2 separate regions of the Homo sapiens genome follow, and region 2 is linked to region 1. A link is a loop called in an ENCODE intact Hi-C map of the cell type or tissue named here. Cell type or tissue: PC-9. All regions are shown on one strand.

Evidence for each region. Hi-C counts contacts between places; a loop is a spot of excess contacts. Peaks named below come from ENCODE experiments on the same cell type or tissue, not always from the same donor. Only the 100,000 strongest peaks of a DNase experiment are listed, where the experiment ranks them.
Region 2: a loop joins it to region 1, with 4 times the contacts of the local background. A loop is called at or near these places in 2 of 110 quality-filtered maps.

Annotation. Positions count from the first base shown.
Region 1 is chr9:98,845,276-98,853,275 of GRCh38, reverse strand. It overlaps GALNT12 (polypeptide N-acetylgalactosaminyltransferase 12), which reads right to left. Exons shown (of 10, transcript NM_024642.5): 9 at 7,153-7,299; 10 at 3,195-4,324. The coding sequence ends at 4,184. Among named protein-coding and RNA genes, the nearest start is that of GALNT12, 42 kb to the right of the region's middle. RefSeq lists an enhancer at 4,335-4,629. In PC-9, CTCF peaks have their summits at 4,340 and 4,543 (motif pointing left); a DNase peak (open chromatin) is centred at 4,735; H3K27ac peaks cover 1,812 bases.
Region 2 is chr9:99,159,079-99,167,078 of GRCh38, reverse strand. No RefSeq gene overlaps it. Among named protein-coding and RNA genes, the nearest start is that of TGFBR1, 58 kb to the right of the region's middle. In PC-9, a CTCF peak has its summit at 4,086; no DNase peak of the experiment used is centred here.

The sequences.
Region 1 (8,000 bases):
CTGAGCAGGTCAGACAAGAGCCACAAAGGCATCTTCCAGTATAAACCAAGTTTTCTGTGAGAGGAACACCCTGTCATGGGTTGGACACCCAGGCATTAGGCTGTCTGCCAGGATGAAGTGTCCCATGAAAGACACACTATAAACATTCATGACCAAATCCCTAGAGCCCTGGCAGGGCAGGGCTAGAGTTTTTACCCATGCTCTTGAGACAGACCTCAAGACCAAATTAGAGGAAACTACAACAGAGTCCTAGAAGGCGAAACAATCTGCCAATCTGCCACAGCTGGGGCTGGCCCCCAGGACTCCAACTCCACACATCAGCCCTGGATTCACACCTGCCAGGGAGGCAGGTGGGGGCAGGTGGGGGCAGGTGGGAACCCACTCGGGTACAGTGAATAGATGTGTGAATTCCCTCACATCCCTATGGGCTTTTTCTCAGGCTCTTCACCCATCGGTGAAGAGAACGTTTTCTCGAGATGTTGTAAATTCCCTCCCAGTCTGTGTAAAGATTTCCCTTGACACCCCCCAAAATATGATTTCTATTTTATATTGACTGTTTTCGAGCCTAAAAATGACCGAATGTAAGCGGATGCAGGAGTTAGAGGGGCGACTTCTCAAGCAAAACTAATTAGCTGCCATGCTCGGCAGACTCTCCAGACATGCAACCTCTGCAGCCTCCCTGCACTCTTGATGGATTTTGTCAGCATTAATTTTATGTCTGCCTGAACTGTCTCCCTGCATCTGGGAGGGCCCAACACCCCTTCATCAAGCTCACACTGATGTGACAGAAACGGTGGGGAGGGGAGACAGGGTAGGACTTCCTAACTCATGGGTTGAGGGGGGGCATTGCGTCTGTTTTCACAAGTTCCCACAGCGGTAGGAAGGGAAGCTTGGCCCACACTGCCTCACATTTATGAGAACTGAGCTGTGTCGAAAGCTATTCCTGCCTGCTAAAGAGCTGTTTAATCCCATAAAGATTTTAAAAAGCTAAACTACTTAATATTTATTTTTGAATAAATATTAAAGTACATTTCTGAAAATAGAAGCTGATATTTAATAAGCCCATACTGTGGGCCAGTGTCAGGGGTGTTCAAACCACAGTAACTCCATCTTGAACAGGGGCTGGGTAAAATGAGGCTGAGACCTGCTGGGCTGCATTCCCAGGAGGTTAGGCATTCTTAGTCACAGGATGAGATAGAAGGTCAGCAGAAGATACACGTCACAAAGAACCCGCTGATAAGACAGGATGCAGTAAAGAAGCCAGCCAAAACCCACCAAAACCAAGATGGGATGAAAGCAACCTCTGGTGGTCCTCACTGCTTATTATACATTAATTATAATGCATTCACCTGCTAAAGACACTCCCCCCAGCACCATGACAGTTTACAAGTGCCATGGCAATGCTAAGAAGTTACTCTATATGGTCTATGAGAAGGAGCCCTCAGTTCTGGGAAGTCCTCGCCCCTTTCTCAGAAAACTCATGAATCATCCACTCCTTGTTTAGCATATAATCAAGAAATAACTACAGAAATAGCCCACCAGTAGTCCTCGGGGGTACTCTGGACCCCCAAGAATGGAATAGCCATTCTTGTTTCTTTACTTCTCTAATAAACTTGCTTTCACTTTACTCTTTGGACTCACCCTGAATTCTTTCTTGTGCGTAATCCAAGATCCAGATCCCTTTCTGGTAACACCAGGGCCTAAGCCCTGACCTGCTATGTGTTATTTAATCCTCACAGCTATCCCATATCTTGGTTTAATTATCCCTGTTTTTCCAATGAAGAAACTGAAGTACAGATAAGTTAAGTTGCATCAGATGGATTCGAGCCAGCCCAAGCCAAGTTGTTTCTGGGTAAATGTTAAACTGGTCCTTGACAGGATCTGAGTGGAGAATGTATGTCAAAAAGAGCCTGAGACACAAATTGATACCTTTTAATCAATTCCACGTGTATCTTCATCGCTCCCATCTGATTGGTCCTGTAAACCAAAAACTATCTGAGACAGGTCTCAATCCATTCAGAGGTTTATTTTGCCAAGGTTAAGGATCATGGCCTGTGACACAACCTCAGGAGGTCCTGAGAATATGTGCCCAAGGTGGTTGGTTACAGCTTGATTTTACACATCTTAGGGAAACAGAAGTTACAGGCAGACATAACTTGGTTTGGCCTGGAAAGGCGGGACATCTTAAAGAAGGGGGCGGGGGGCGGGGCTTCCAGGTCACACGCGAATGCGAAGATTTCCTGATTGGCAATTGGTTGAAAGAGTTAAGCTCTGCCTGAAGAGTCCAAGTCAGCTGAACTAAGTAAGGGGTGGGGTGGGGTGGGGTGGGGTGGGGGGGATGGTGGGTGGAAGCCAAGGTTCTTATGTAGATGAAGCTCCAGGTAGCAGGCTTCAGAGAAAATAGATGTGAAGGTCTCTTATCAGACCTTAAAAAGTGTCAGACTCTCCTGAAAAGACCTAGTTAGGGAAGGAGATTCTCTACAGAATGTAAATTTCCCCCGCAAGAGACAGCTTTGCAGGGCCATTTCAGAATATGTTAAAGAAATATATTTTGTGGCAAAATACTTGGATTTCCTTCAGGGTCATAGGATGTTATACCAGTCAGGTTGGAATTTGGTATGTGTTGCTACAAAGAGTCTGTTTGGTCCATCTTAAGAGATCTGTTTTAACGTGAATGCCAGTCAGTTGTCTTTAAACTCCAAAGGGAGGAGAGGGTAATGAGGCTTGTCTGGATACTGCTCCCTTCTCATCATGGCCTGAACTAGTTTTTCAGTTCTGAACTAGGTTCAGGTTTTTTTGGGATCTTCTTGGCCAAGAGAGGAGTCCATTCAATCAGATGGGGGACCCCAGAATTTTATTTTTTATTTTTTGAGGCAAAGTCTGGCTCTGTCGCCCAGGCTGGAGTAGAGTGGCGCGATCTTGGCTCACTGCAACCTCCGCCTCCTGGGTTCAGGAGACTCTTCTGCCTCAGCCTCCGGAGTAGCTGGGATTACAGGCGCATGCCACCACGTCCAGCTAATTTTTGTATTTTTAATAGAGACGGGGTTTCGCCATGTTGACCAGGCTGGTCTCGAACTCCTGACCTCAAGTGATCTGCCCTCCTTGCCCTCCCAAAGTGCTAGGAGTATAGGCGTGAGCCACCGCACCCGGCCCTAGAATTTTATTTTTGGTTTACAGTACAAAAAGATCTGCAGTCAGTGTTCTCACATCTTTTTAATCATTCATATTGACTTAATCAGGTTGACAAAATCTCAGGGTTGGTCTGGGATCATTCACAAATCAGAATTACTCAGAGAAATTTTCACAGCAGTTGCAGCAGCACAAACTCTAACGCTGATTTAAATTAATAACTGTTATTAATGAACAAACTTGAAAAAGGAATTTCATATAGAACATTACATTTCTCCCTGACACTACCGTATCATAAAAATTAAAAATGATATAAACATGTTTTAAAGTCATAGTGGTAGAACCAGCCACACTACAGTGCGGCATTGTTAGAAGTTCGCTCTCAAGTTGACTCAGCTTAGTAAAGCAAATTGTTCTCTGAGATTTCAGCTTTGGTTAGTCCTCTTTGGCTGACATGAACATTATGGAGTGTTAACTGTGGTAGCAACACATAACCAAAAAGCATTCTTTTTAAAATACATCTAGAAGATCTCAATGACCTGAATAAATCAATACAATGTTCCTAGTGACAGTCTCTCTATACTGGGAAAACTTTAACCCCGCAGCTGAGGTATTATCAGTTAATGCAAAGTACGTTGCTTGAACCTGATTTCCACCCATGCAGATATCTTCGTACCTGGGAATTCTTGTAAATACCAAAATAAAATCTTTATCTTTTTTGCTAATGAGAGTAAAAGGCACGACTGTAAAATATACATCTTGATAGAAAAATATTATAAGGTTTTAATTTTCTAAATACCAAGGGTTAACATCTTACGATTACCCTTTGAAAATAGGGTATTTTGGAACATTTAAAAAGTTCTCAAAATAAGTACAAAGCTTATTCACATTTTTACTAAATCCAACACAACTTTCACAAATGGCAAAATGATTGCCTCTTCAAAGCAATGCAGCCTAGTTTTTGGTGGGTTCTGGTCACTGCTTAGCTAAGTCTTTGTTGGGCAGAGTCCTGGCTCCACAGTCTCCTTCGATGGGCTCCTTGATACACGAGGCTTCATAACATGCGCTCTTTGAAGAACCATTTCTGATGATCCGAGTTGGTGCAGTCTCGTAAGAGTGGAACGAAACTGTCACTCGACTCCTTCCTCGCAGCCTGGACACATTTCTTGGACTGTTCGTGAAATAAAGATCCATCCTACAAAAGATAACAGAATGACAGGCAAGTCATCAGAAAAGTCTCTTTTTCCTAAAGACATGTTTTAAAGAGATCAGGGTCTGATTTTTACCATTTCAGAAATATTTATTGAGGGGTAAGTGTCTTCCGTGTAACGCAGCAACTCAGGACTGTCCCGGGGACACAGCACCAGGCTTGTACAGGCTGCGTCCCGCTTGCCTCTCACAGGACCGATGGTGCCACCTGCTGGCTGCTCTGGGCATGTGTCATACCCTACATCTCCCTATTGCATTTGGCTTCCTTCAGGGAAATCAGGAACAAAGATCCTTTGTTTATCTCTTTCACTCCTCTTAGGTCAACTCATTCCGTGCAGGGTGATCTCTTTCTCTTAGGTATTTAAACAGAGTGTGGAAACTTGGCTGTAGTCCCAGCTCAGCCACAGACCAGATGGATGAGGAAGCCAGTCACTTGGCCTGAGCTACTCACCTGTCACACATCAGAGAATCAGTGGGTTATATGCCTTGTGCCAATTCCCAAACCCCAAAGACGATGGTCTTCTTTAATGACCTCCTGCTTCTCTCCTTTCTGCCAGCCCTTGCTCAATTATCTCAGCAAGTCTCTCTCTCAGGCCTGGTGTTTATCTTTTCCCTCTGCCTCTCTGTTATAAGCTGTATGCAACGAACTTAATCATGGCTGAGCAGCAAACAGGCAGAGTGAATAACAACATCAGTGAAAAACCTTTGTGATGTGCTGTTCACTAAATGGAACTTTTTTCATTCAAAAAAATCCAAACTCATGTTTTGTAGAATCCAAGAAATGACATTTCAGAGGTTTTTAGGCCTACATAAGAAAATACAAGGCTGGGCACAGTAGCTCACGCCTGTAATCGCAGCACTTTGAGAGGCTGAGGCAGGTGGATCACTTGAGGCCAAAGAGCTCAAGACCAGCCTGGCCAACATGGCAAAACTCCATCTCTACTAAAAATACAAAAAATTAGCTGGGCGTGGTGGCGGGCGCCTGTAGTCCCAGCTACTCAGGAGACTGAGACAGGAGAATCGCTTGAACCCAGGAGGCAGAGGTTGCAGTGAGCTGAGATTGCACCCCTGCACTCCAGCCTTGGTGGAGCAAGGCTCCGTCTCAAAAAAAAAAAAAAAAAAAAAAGATCCAGCCCTAAGAACTAAGCTTTCTATTATGGTCTAGTGAATATAAGTGGGGACATTTCCTTCAGAATTCACATATGTTTCTGTTCAATATATATTTGTTTTATATATATATATTTAGGGCATGACTGATGAAATATAATAAATCAAGCTGTATCCTTTTCACATATGAATCAAAGTATTAAGCGTCCTGAAGAAAGGTAAAAAATCCAATTCAGTATCCTTCTTCCCAGCCTCCTGAACAAACTTCCTTTTCCTTAAATGGTCACTGAAATTTAAGATAAAATTTTTGATATGTCAAACTGATTTTATTGTTTCTAGTGTCCACTACCATTCCTTGAGGGCTTACAATGGCTTCTGGTTGGGAGAAAGATGGGAAGAGGAGGACATTCAAGAAGATCAGAGACGTCTGGGGTGTGCAGAAGTATTTTTCCTTCTTATTTTCCTGTATTCAATAGGTAACACCATGGTGTGTGGCTTTTCTGGGCAGCCTGCAAATGTCATTGCTAGTGACAACATTTTTCTGCAGGAAAACATATTCCAGCTTTTAATCATCTTTAGAATAAACCCATTTATAAGCAGTATATTGGGAGTGAAAGCTGCCCAGGGAGATAAAAAACAATGAATTTTTTTCTTTCAAATGATTTTCTTTGGATTTATTCCCTCACATGCTTTTTAGTGAGTCAAAGGATATGATCGATTTACAAGTCCTGATGCAAGCTGACTGCAAGTGTGGTGGGGCCAGCACCCTCAGGTCTGAGGTAACCCTCAGTTTCAAATCAACTGTGACTATCCAGGGAGACTACTCTATCAGAGGTGTTTTCTTGGTTATAATACCACAAGCAACAACTAATCTCTATCGAGCTTTATAGTTTCCAAAGAATATTTCTGGCTATGCATCTAATCCTCAGTAAAGTAAGTCTGCTATTATTGCACCTTTTTTTTTTTTTTTTTTTGAGACGGAGTCTCGCTCTGTCTCCCAGGCTACAGTGCAGTGGCATGATTTCGGCTGACTGCAACCTCCGCCTTCCGGTTCAAGTGATTCTCCTGCTTCAGCCTCCCAAGTAGATGGGACTACAGGGGCATGCCACCACACCTGGCTATTTTTTTTTTTAAGTAGAGATGGGGTTTTGCCATATTGGCCAGGCTGGTCTCGAACTCCTGGCTTCGGATGATCCACCTGCCTTGGCCTCCCAAAGTGCTGGGATTACAGGCGTCAGCCACTGTGCCTGGCCTATTGTACCTATTTTAAAGCTGGGAAAAACAAGGCTTAGAGAGGTGGGGTGGCTTATATCTGGATCTAACACTTTGGCTAACATCCTTACACTTGGGCTATTTGGCTTACTCATTTAAAGCCCTTTCATCTCTGAATGCATTTGTAAGAGCTGTTTCCATGTCGGTGCCTGCAGCTCATGGGGGTGCAAGGGAAATGGAAAAGACTAAAAGGGACTGGACAATGAGGAAGGAAGGCAGTGCTAATGACACCGTGTGCCAGGGGACTCCAATCTCCTGCCATCACCGCCCCCCAGGCTCACTGGGACTGAGGTTCCAGGTCTTCCAGAGCTCCTGTCCATGCATGGCCACATCCCTGATCCTCACCAGGACTATGCCAGAGAGAACGTCTGACTCTCACACTCTCCCTTATAGCCCAGGGACTGTCAGCAGGAAGGAAGGAGAGAGTTCACCTACCTCCTGCAAGATGAACTTCTGATTCTCTGGGGCAGTTTCTTCGCAGAGATGCATGATAAGGGTATCCATTCCTGCTTCCACAGCAATGCAGCCCTCAGGCTGGTGGGTGTTATAGCGTATTTCTTTCTGGGACGTGTACTCGAAAAACTAAAAATGGGGCAGCCAACATGTAACACAACATTTTCCACTGATGTGGGAAGAGGAAAGATCGCTGGACAAGAACCTGGGATCACGAGAGCATGGGTGGGGTCATGCACCTGCGTCACCACCAACACGAGCCTGTGTGATGGGTTCCTCCGCATCCCACAGCCCTCAGTGAACCGCTACTGCAGTGCTTCATGAGCGTGGAGGAAATGGCCCTTCCCATGCCTGCCCAGCTTGCTAGACAGGGAGACAGGGCTGGTGCATGTCACCTCCTGCCTGCAGTGCTGAATGCTGTGTTGGTGTGGGATGGGAGGAAGGGAAATGGACCCATCGCAGCACTAGCTCTTGGGGGCTCTCTGTGACCTTGACTAGCTACTTCCTCTCCTTTTCCTCAGTCTCTCCTCCCAAACCCCCAATATGACAGTTCCTAGAAGATGTAAAGTGCTGTGCACAAGCAGACAATGTGACCGCTAACGGGAAGACTTGGTTCTTCCCGGACAATGGTTTTCCTACCTGAGTGTACTAGGAACTACCTACAGTGACTGTTAAAAATGCTGATTGCTGGCCCCATCCCAGAGACGGAATAAGGATTCCTTATGTGTGAGGTGGGGCCTAGGAAGCTGCATTTTCTGCATCTTTGACAAGACACCCACCCACCCCACCAGCCCCTTTCAAAAATTCTGACACAGGTGGGTGTTCTTAAG
Region 2 (8,000 bases), 310 kb before region 1:
ATCCTTTTAGTACCTTTAAAAATTTTTTCCTGTACCCTCTTGATAGACCTTTCAGTATCTTCTGAACCATGTGAATTAGGAAAAAAAATTAAGTTTGAAAAATATATTAGTTTGGAAGTCACAAATTGAGCACATGCATCCACCTCTCCACTACACCATGGATCCATGGGGATAAAATATATTTTTTAAAGAGTGAAATCAGATCAGTGCTGGAAAGCAAGACAGGGTGCCAGCAGATGAGAAAGTCTGAGAAAATACTGGAAGCTAGAAAGTAGATGGGATTGGCTGGGTGCGGTGGCTCACACTTGTAATCCCAGCACTTTGGGAAGCCAAGATGGGCGGATCACCTGAGGTCAGGAGTTCAAGACCAGCCTGGCCAACATGGTGAAACCCCATCTCTGCGAAAAATACAAAATTAGGTGTGGTGGCGCATGCCTATAATCCCAGCTACTTGGGAGGCTGAGGCATGAGAATTGCTTGAACCCAGGAGGCGGAGGTTGCAGTGAGCCCAGATGGTGCCACTGCACTCTAGCCTGGGCAACACAGCAAGACTCTGTCTCAAAAAAAAAAAAAAAAAAGAAAAGAAAAGAAAAGAAAAAGTAGATGGGATCAGATCAACTGAGAAAGTACAAAGGTAAACCACAGCCCCAAACACCAGTACCAAGAACTTTCCTTCTCAAGGGAGCCCTAGAGAAACCCCAAACTCAGAAACAAGAGACAGAAAGCAAGAGTAGACCATAGGATAACCATCAGAGTAACTGAGCAAAGAGCTGCATTCACAGTGGCTGGGACATTCGGGGCCCCTCCCTTCTCCCTTCCCCTGCTCAACATATGCTCAACCCGTAAAGGAACAACTAGTGGTAATTTTGCCCTTTGGGTACCTAGGACCCAATCATTATTCTTAAAAAATGTGGGTGATCTATCCAGGAAGGGATCCTAATATAGGTGTCTAAAGTCAAGAGAGAAGCAGAACAAGAACAGGGTTGGAAGTCTATGTAGGCCTCCCCAACAAATATATATGGCAAGTTTGGGTTGAGAGGGTGTATTACTCCATTCTCACGCTGCTAATAAAGACATACCCGAGACTGGGTAACTTATAAAGAAAAGAGATTTAAATGACTCACAGTTTAGCATGGCTGGGGAGGCCTCAGAAAACTTACAATCATGGCGGAAGGGGAAGAAAATACGTCCTTCCTCACCTGGTGGCAAGAGAGAAAATGAGTGCTAAGTGAAGGGGGAAGCCCCTGTAACTATCAGGTCTCATGAGAACTCACTCACTATCACGAGAACAGCACCGAGGGAAACCGCCCCCATGATTCAATTACCTCCAACCAGGTACCTCCCAGGACACGAGGGGATTATGGGATTACAATTCAAGATGAGATCTGGGTGGAGACATAAAGCCAAACCATATCAGAAGGCATGGAGGGGTGGTAGAAAGTCCTCTGTCCAAAAGGAAATTATAGCTAAATACTCCAGTCCGTTATTTAAATACCTCCTTACCTTGGCAGGCGTGGGCATCCCAGGCTGCCTGCTGCAATCTAGAGGTGAGCCTGCTGACAATATGGCCCAGCCACTCAAGGGGACCTGAACTGGCCCTCCCCTTCCAGGGAGACGCCTCTTGTGAAAGCAGGCCACACCAGCTATCCATACAGATTAATCTAATCCTTCATTTAGGAAAGTCGACGGAGAGCCATGGAGCCCCAAATATTTGAGGAAAACCAATAGCACAACCAAGTTGAACAAACATGAGTAAACACAACGTCATCCTGGAAAAAAAAAACAAGATGAAGTAGGTAATGTTAAAGATAAAACCCTAATTAGTATCTCTGGAGAGATGTGAGAGAATGAAATCTCCAAAACAAGAGCCAGCTGCCGTAAAAAAGGAGCCATCGGAGAACAAGAAATAATTTCTAGAAATGTAAAATAAGGGTCAAAATTTTAAAAATTCAGCAAACAGGAATAATAGAATGGCCAAGACCAAAAGCCAGAGCAGTTGTGTGGAAGTCAATGAAATCTCCAGAAATACAGAAAAAAGTCAGCATAGTAAAAACTAAAAGTCTAGAAACAGGAAAGCTCCAGGAGGCTAGCATCCATCAATTCAGTAGGAGTTTCAGAAGGTAAGAAAAAAAATCAGAGAGGTGGTGGGGGATAAAGTCAAAGACATAATAGAAAGTTTCCCTGAGCTGGGAAAAAATACAAGTCCTCAGATTGAAAGAGGCCACTAAGTACCAAGCAGGATAAATGAAAACAAAACCCATACCTAGATATTTTTAGAAATTTCAGAACCCCAAGAAGAATGAGAAAGGCTTAAAAGCTTGAATATTAGAAATGAGAATTTAATTAATTTCAGACTTCCCATCAGAAATGCTTTAAAAATCATGCCTTTAAAACTCCAGTGGAGGCTGGGTATGGTGGCTCAAGTCTATAATCCCAGCACTTTGGGAGGCCAAGGCAGGCAGGTCACTTAATGTCAGGAGCTCGAGACCAGCCTGAGCAACATGGTGAAACCCCATCTCTACTGAAAATACAAAAATTAGCCAGGTGTGGTACCACGTGCTTGTAATCCCAGCTACCCAGGAGGCTGAGGCAGAAGAATCACTTGAACCTGGGAAGTGAAGGTTGCAGTTAGCTGAGACTGCACCACTGCACTGCAGCCTGGGTGACAGAGTGAGACTGTCTCAGAAAAGAAAAAAGAAAAAAAACTCCAATGGAATATGAATTTGAGCTGAAATTATACTCCAGCAATGCAAGGAAAGTTTATCACGTGTGCACTCGAATGTAAAAATTACTCACGGAAGTACTTGTGCAAAACAAAGGGAATGAAAGAATGAGATTTCAAAAAAATGAGACTGAAGCAAATAAAAAACAATGATACCTGAATAAAAGTGAGGAAAGTAAAAACTACATTAAAAGACCAAGATTTGAATGTTGACAGCTGTGTGGCTGGTATTAAATACATGGAATATTCTTTCTTTCTCTATAGATTTTATCACACTTTTTTCTGCAGTGATTAATATTTGTATAACCACAATATGGTAAATGCTATTTTTATTTGGTTTAAGTATTCAAGCCTAGAAGACTTGGCTGTAGTTCCAGAACAGAATGTAAATGTTATGGGAGGCCGAGATGGGTGGATCATTTGAGGTCAGGAGTTCAAGACCAGCCTGGCCAACATGGTGAAACCCTGTCTCTACTAAAAATACAAAAATTAGCCCGGCGTGGTGGTGGGCTCCTGTAATCAGCTACTCGGGAGGCTGAGGCAGGAGAATTGCTTGAGCCTGGGAGGCGGAGGGTGCAGTGAGCCGAGATTGTGCCACTGCACTCCAGCCTGGCAACAGAGTGAGACCCTGTCTCAAAAAAGGAAAAGAAAAAAAAGAATGTAAAAGTTTTGTTATAAGCCATGAAAGTGGGAAGAATGGTGATCATATATATTGACGTGGAAGAACAAACACTATGTAAAGAAGCAAATGTAAGCTGCAGACTAACATGGTTAATATGACCTCATATATATATGTGCCATATATATGAGCATACAGATAAATAACAGTTATATATAAACATACAGATATATAACATTTACATATATAAACATGACAGATGTATAACATTTATATATAAACATACAGATATATAACATTTTTATATAGAGTCATATTATCCATATTGTTCTCTATTTATATATATAAATGTTATATATCTATATGTTTTATAACTATATGCATTTTTATGTGCATAGCAAAACACCTGGAAAACTTTCATTCACTTTTTACTTTCTACACTTCTGTAGCTTTTGAAACTTTACAACCATGAATAATTGTTATAATTAAAAATGTTAAATAATAGAATACTAGCTTGAAGATTTACCACATTTTTAGCTGGCGTAGGAGATATTGCTTTTGGTAAGGCCTCAAGAAAAACAGTCATTGATTTTGGTATGGCCTCAAGAAAAATAGTCTGATTGAGAACTACATTTAGTAGAACTCAATCTAAAACTAGGTAGAAACCTCAACTCTTTTCTAATATGAAAACAAAACAAACAAACCAAAACACTCCCGCAGACCAGAGACCAAAGAAAGATCAACACTGCCACCTATTGAGGATTTATTGGAGAACAGGCTAAGTTGAGTTTTTTTTAAATTGTGATTTTTAAACAGATTTTGAGATATTTTGAGATCTGCACAGACCTGAAATCTGGGTTATCTTCCACCAGGCACACGGATTCTTAGCCATAGAAGTAAGGAATCAGGAGCATACTGAGGGATGCTTGGGAAGGTATGAGTGACAGTTTAAGAAACAGACTCTGTTCAGCCTAGTAAAGAGCCTACCCAAAGGGACTTGGTCTCAGTTTCTTACTTGCTGTGCTACAGGACAAAGGCTGGGAGTGTGGGACCCTGGCAGACGAGTGGGGAGGAGATATGGGCCAACATATGTCACTCTGCTAGAAAGAATGTTTTAATTGTTACTTTCCAAAAATAAGATAATGTTCTGTGAAAACAGTGAAGGCACCCTGCTCACTGAATATATGTCAATAGAGAAGCACTGTGACCCTCCATCCTGGAAGTTACAGAAGAACATCAGCATTTCTGAGGAAGTTAGATTACAGTTAGATTATCTGCATGCACTCGTGTATTCAACCAAATACTTATTGATGCCCACTCTATGTTAAGTACTATGCAGGGCCCCTTCCACCCAGAGTCACAGATCCCATTCGACTGGCTTTTGGAATGACTCAAACATAGCCATGGCATGAGATAGTCCAGGAGGAATCAAGCTATATATTTGGTGAGCCATCCTAAACTCAGCCTGTATTTGGCAAGCACCGAATGTCTGTATCAAACTTAACCATGCTTAGGACACATTCTTTAAAAAGGTAGGCAGTGGCCGGGCGTGGTGGCTCACGCCTGTAATCCCAGCAGTTTAGGAGGCCGAGGCGGGCGGATCACAAGGTCAGGAGTTCGAGACCAGCCTGGCCAACATGGTGAAACCCCATCTCTACTAAAAATACAAAAATTAGCCGGGCGTGGTGGCAGGCGCCTGTAATCCCAGCTACTCAGGAGGCTGAGGCAGGAGAATCACTTTAACCTGGAAGGCAGAAGTTGCAGTGAGCCGAGATCTCACCACTGTACTCTGGCCTGGGTGAAAGAGTGAAACTCTGTCTCAAAAACAAACAAACAAATAAACAAACAAAAAACATAGGCAATGCGATCTGATGAACCAAACTCTTGTTCATTTTTAAAGGTTGACAATGAGACACCATCTCACACCAGTCAGAATGGCTCTTATTAAAAGTCAAAAAATAATAGATGGTGGGGAGGCTGCAGAGAAAAGGGAATCCTTGCACACTGCTGCTGGAAATATAAAGTTCCACCACTGTGGAAAGCAGTTTGGAGGTTTCTCAAAGAGCTTAAAACAGAACTACCATTCAACCCAGCAGTTCCATTACTCAGATACCCAAGGGAAAATACATTGTTCTATCAAAAAGATGCTCACATGTTTATTGCAGCACTATTCACAATAGCAAAGACATGGAATCAACCTAGGTGCCCATCCACGGTGGATTGGATAAAGAAAATGTGGTACATATACACCATGGAATACTATACGATCATAAAAAACCAAAATCATGTTCTTCGCAGCAACATGGATGCAGCTGGAGGCCATTAACCTAAGCGAACTAACACAGAAACAGAAAACCAAATATGGCATGTTCTCACTTTATAAGCTAAACACGGGGTACACATGGACACAAAAATGGGAACAACCGACACTGGGGACTGCTGCACGGGGCAGGTAGGAGGGAACAGGGGCTGAAAAACTATGCATTGGGTCTATGCTCACTACCTGAGTGACAGAATCAATCATACCCCAAACCTCAGCATCATGCAATATAACCATGTAAAAAAATCTGCACATGTACACCCTGAATCTAAAATAAAAGTTGAAATGTTTTTAAAAATCACATAAAAAGGAACTTGAGAGAATAAACAAATGAATAAAGGTTGAAAATATGAACATCCCAATATGATCAAAACAGATTTCATTCAATCATTGGTTAAAAAAAAAAGTAAGAACTATATGAGAATCACAAAATAATAGAGCTGGAAAGACTTCCAAAATGACCTGTATCACTCTGCTCATAAGCTGGGCTGGTCTAAATTGCTGTGAATAAGAATTCTGGTTTTCATTTGGGAGAACAGTACAAGAAAAGAAATATAAAGAGATGAATAATATGTACAGGATTTATTATACAGTCAATGTGCCATAAAGAGAATGCAAAATTGAGAATAAGTATCAAGAATGTAAAAATATTCTTTCACTTTACGTAATTCAAATCAGAAGATCCCAAACTTCCATCTTACTAAAAGGTGCTGGGTTCTGACTAAGGAGAGCTCATTGTTTTAAAAAGAATGCCATCAAATATGAGAAAAATATAAACCAATAAAAAAAATGGAAGTAGTTGATGGAATAAATAAACGGAATAGCAAGGGGAGGCCAGAAATTGGTGGGGCAGTAAGAAATCCCTTTATAAAAAAACTTGTAGGCCTTGCATTTGGGGAGCCCCAGGATGAAGGACTCTCCTTATTGATGAAGTAAATATCCATCTCCATAGCGACATTCTGTTAGATTGGTTCATATTCATTTGGGATTCCTTTAATTGAATATTCGTTCATTCAACAAGCTCCTCTTAGTGCGTGCTCTGAGCCAAGCCCTGGACTAGGCAAGAGCTTCACAGAAATGAATCAGACAGAGTCCCTGTTCTCCAGGCATTCATAGCTAGTTGCAGCAGCAAGCCTTGGAACAACACAGAGACGTAAAATTAATACAAGGGCTTAGAGGGAGGCATGTGTACGAAATGATGCGGCATTGGAAACAGAGTGTGGTGGGAGCCATTTAGGGAAGACCCCTAAAAATTTTGACAAAGCACCCCAAACATGCCAGACTCCCGGAGCATCCAAGGACCCAGCAGAGTTAGCACCAAAAATAAGCACTCAAACTATTTTGTTAATTTTCACGTTAGGTGCTTGGACAGGAAAATACACAGAAACCGTCTGCTTCTCTCAAGGGAAGAGAGGGAGAGCAAGAGTCCTAACTCCCTAAGGGGATTAAAACAGGAACGATGTGCAATGAAATGAGGTAAGTGATTTGGAAATGCAGCAGGGGATCAATGATTTGCCAGCAGGCAGGATGCGCAACAATAGTGGAGGAAATGCCTTCCGACCTGAGCCTTGGGGTTGATTCAAGTTAGCAAGGCAGAGGAGAGGGAAAAATGCAGTTCCAGCGAAGGGCGGAGCCTAGCAGAAAGGCAGGAAGCAGGGTGCGTCGGGACATGCAGCATGGCGGACAGATGAAGGAAGTATGGTGGGTGGCAAGAATGGTAAGGTGAGACCCGGTGCAGTGGCTCACGCCTGTAATCCCAGCACTTTGGGAGGCTGACGCGGACGGATCACCTGAGCTCAGGAGTTCGAGACTAGCCTGGGCTACACGCTGAAACCCCGTATCTACTAAAAAATACAAAAATTAGCCTGGGGTGCTGGCTGGTGCCTGTAGTCCCAGCTACTCGAGATGCTGATGGGCGAGAATCACTTGAACCCGGGAAAGTCGAGGTTGCCCGGAGCTGTGATCGCACCACTGCTCTCCAGCCTGGGTGACAGAGAGTCCCTGTTTAAAGAAAAAACAAAAAACAAACAACAACAACAAAAACTGGCAAAGGCGAGTTTTACTTTTTTTTCCTTTAACAGACGTATTGAGATATAGTTTACACACCATAAAATTTCCCCATTTCATGTGCACAATGTTTAGTAAATTTACGGAGTTCTGAATCCATCACCAAAATCAAGCTTTGAAACATTCTGTCACCAGTAGAAGGTCGTAACTGCAAGTTGTCCAGATTCCTGGCGTTTTGAACAGAGTTGAACAAAACGCCCAGCAAAGCAAAGAAAGAATGAAGCAACAAAAGAAGGAAAGCAGGGATGTATTGAAAACAAAAGTACACTCCA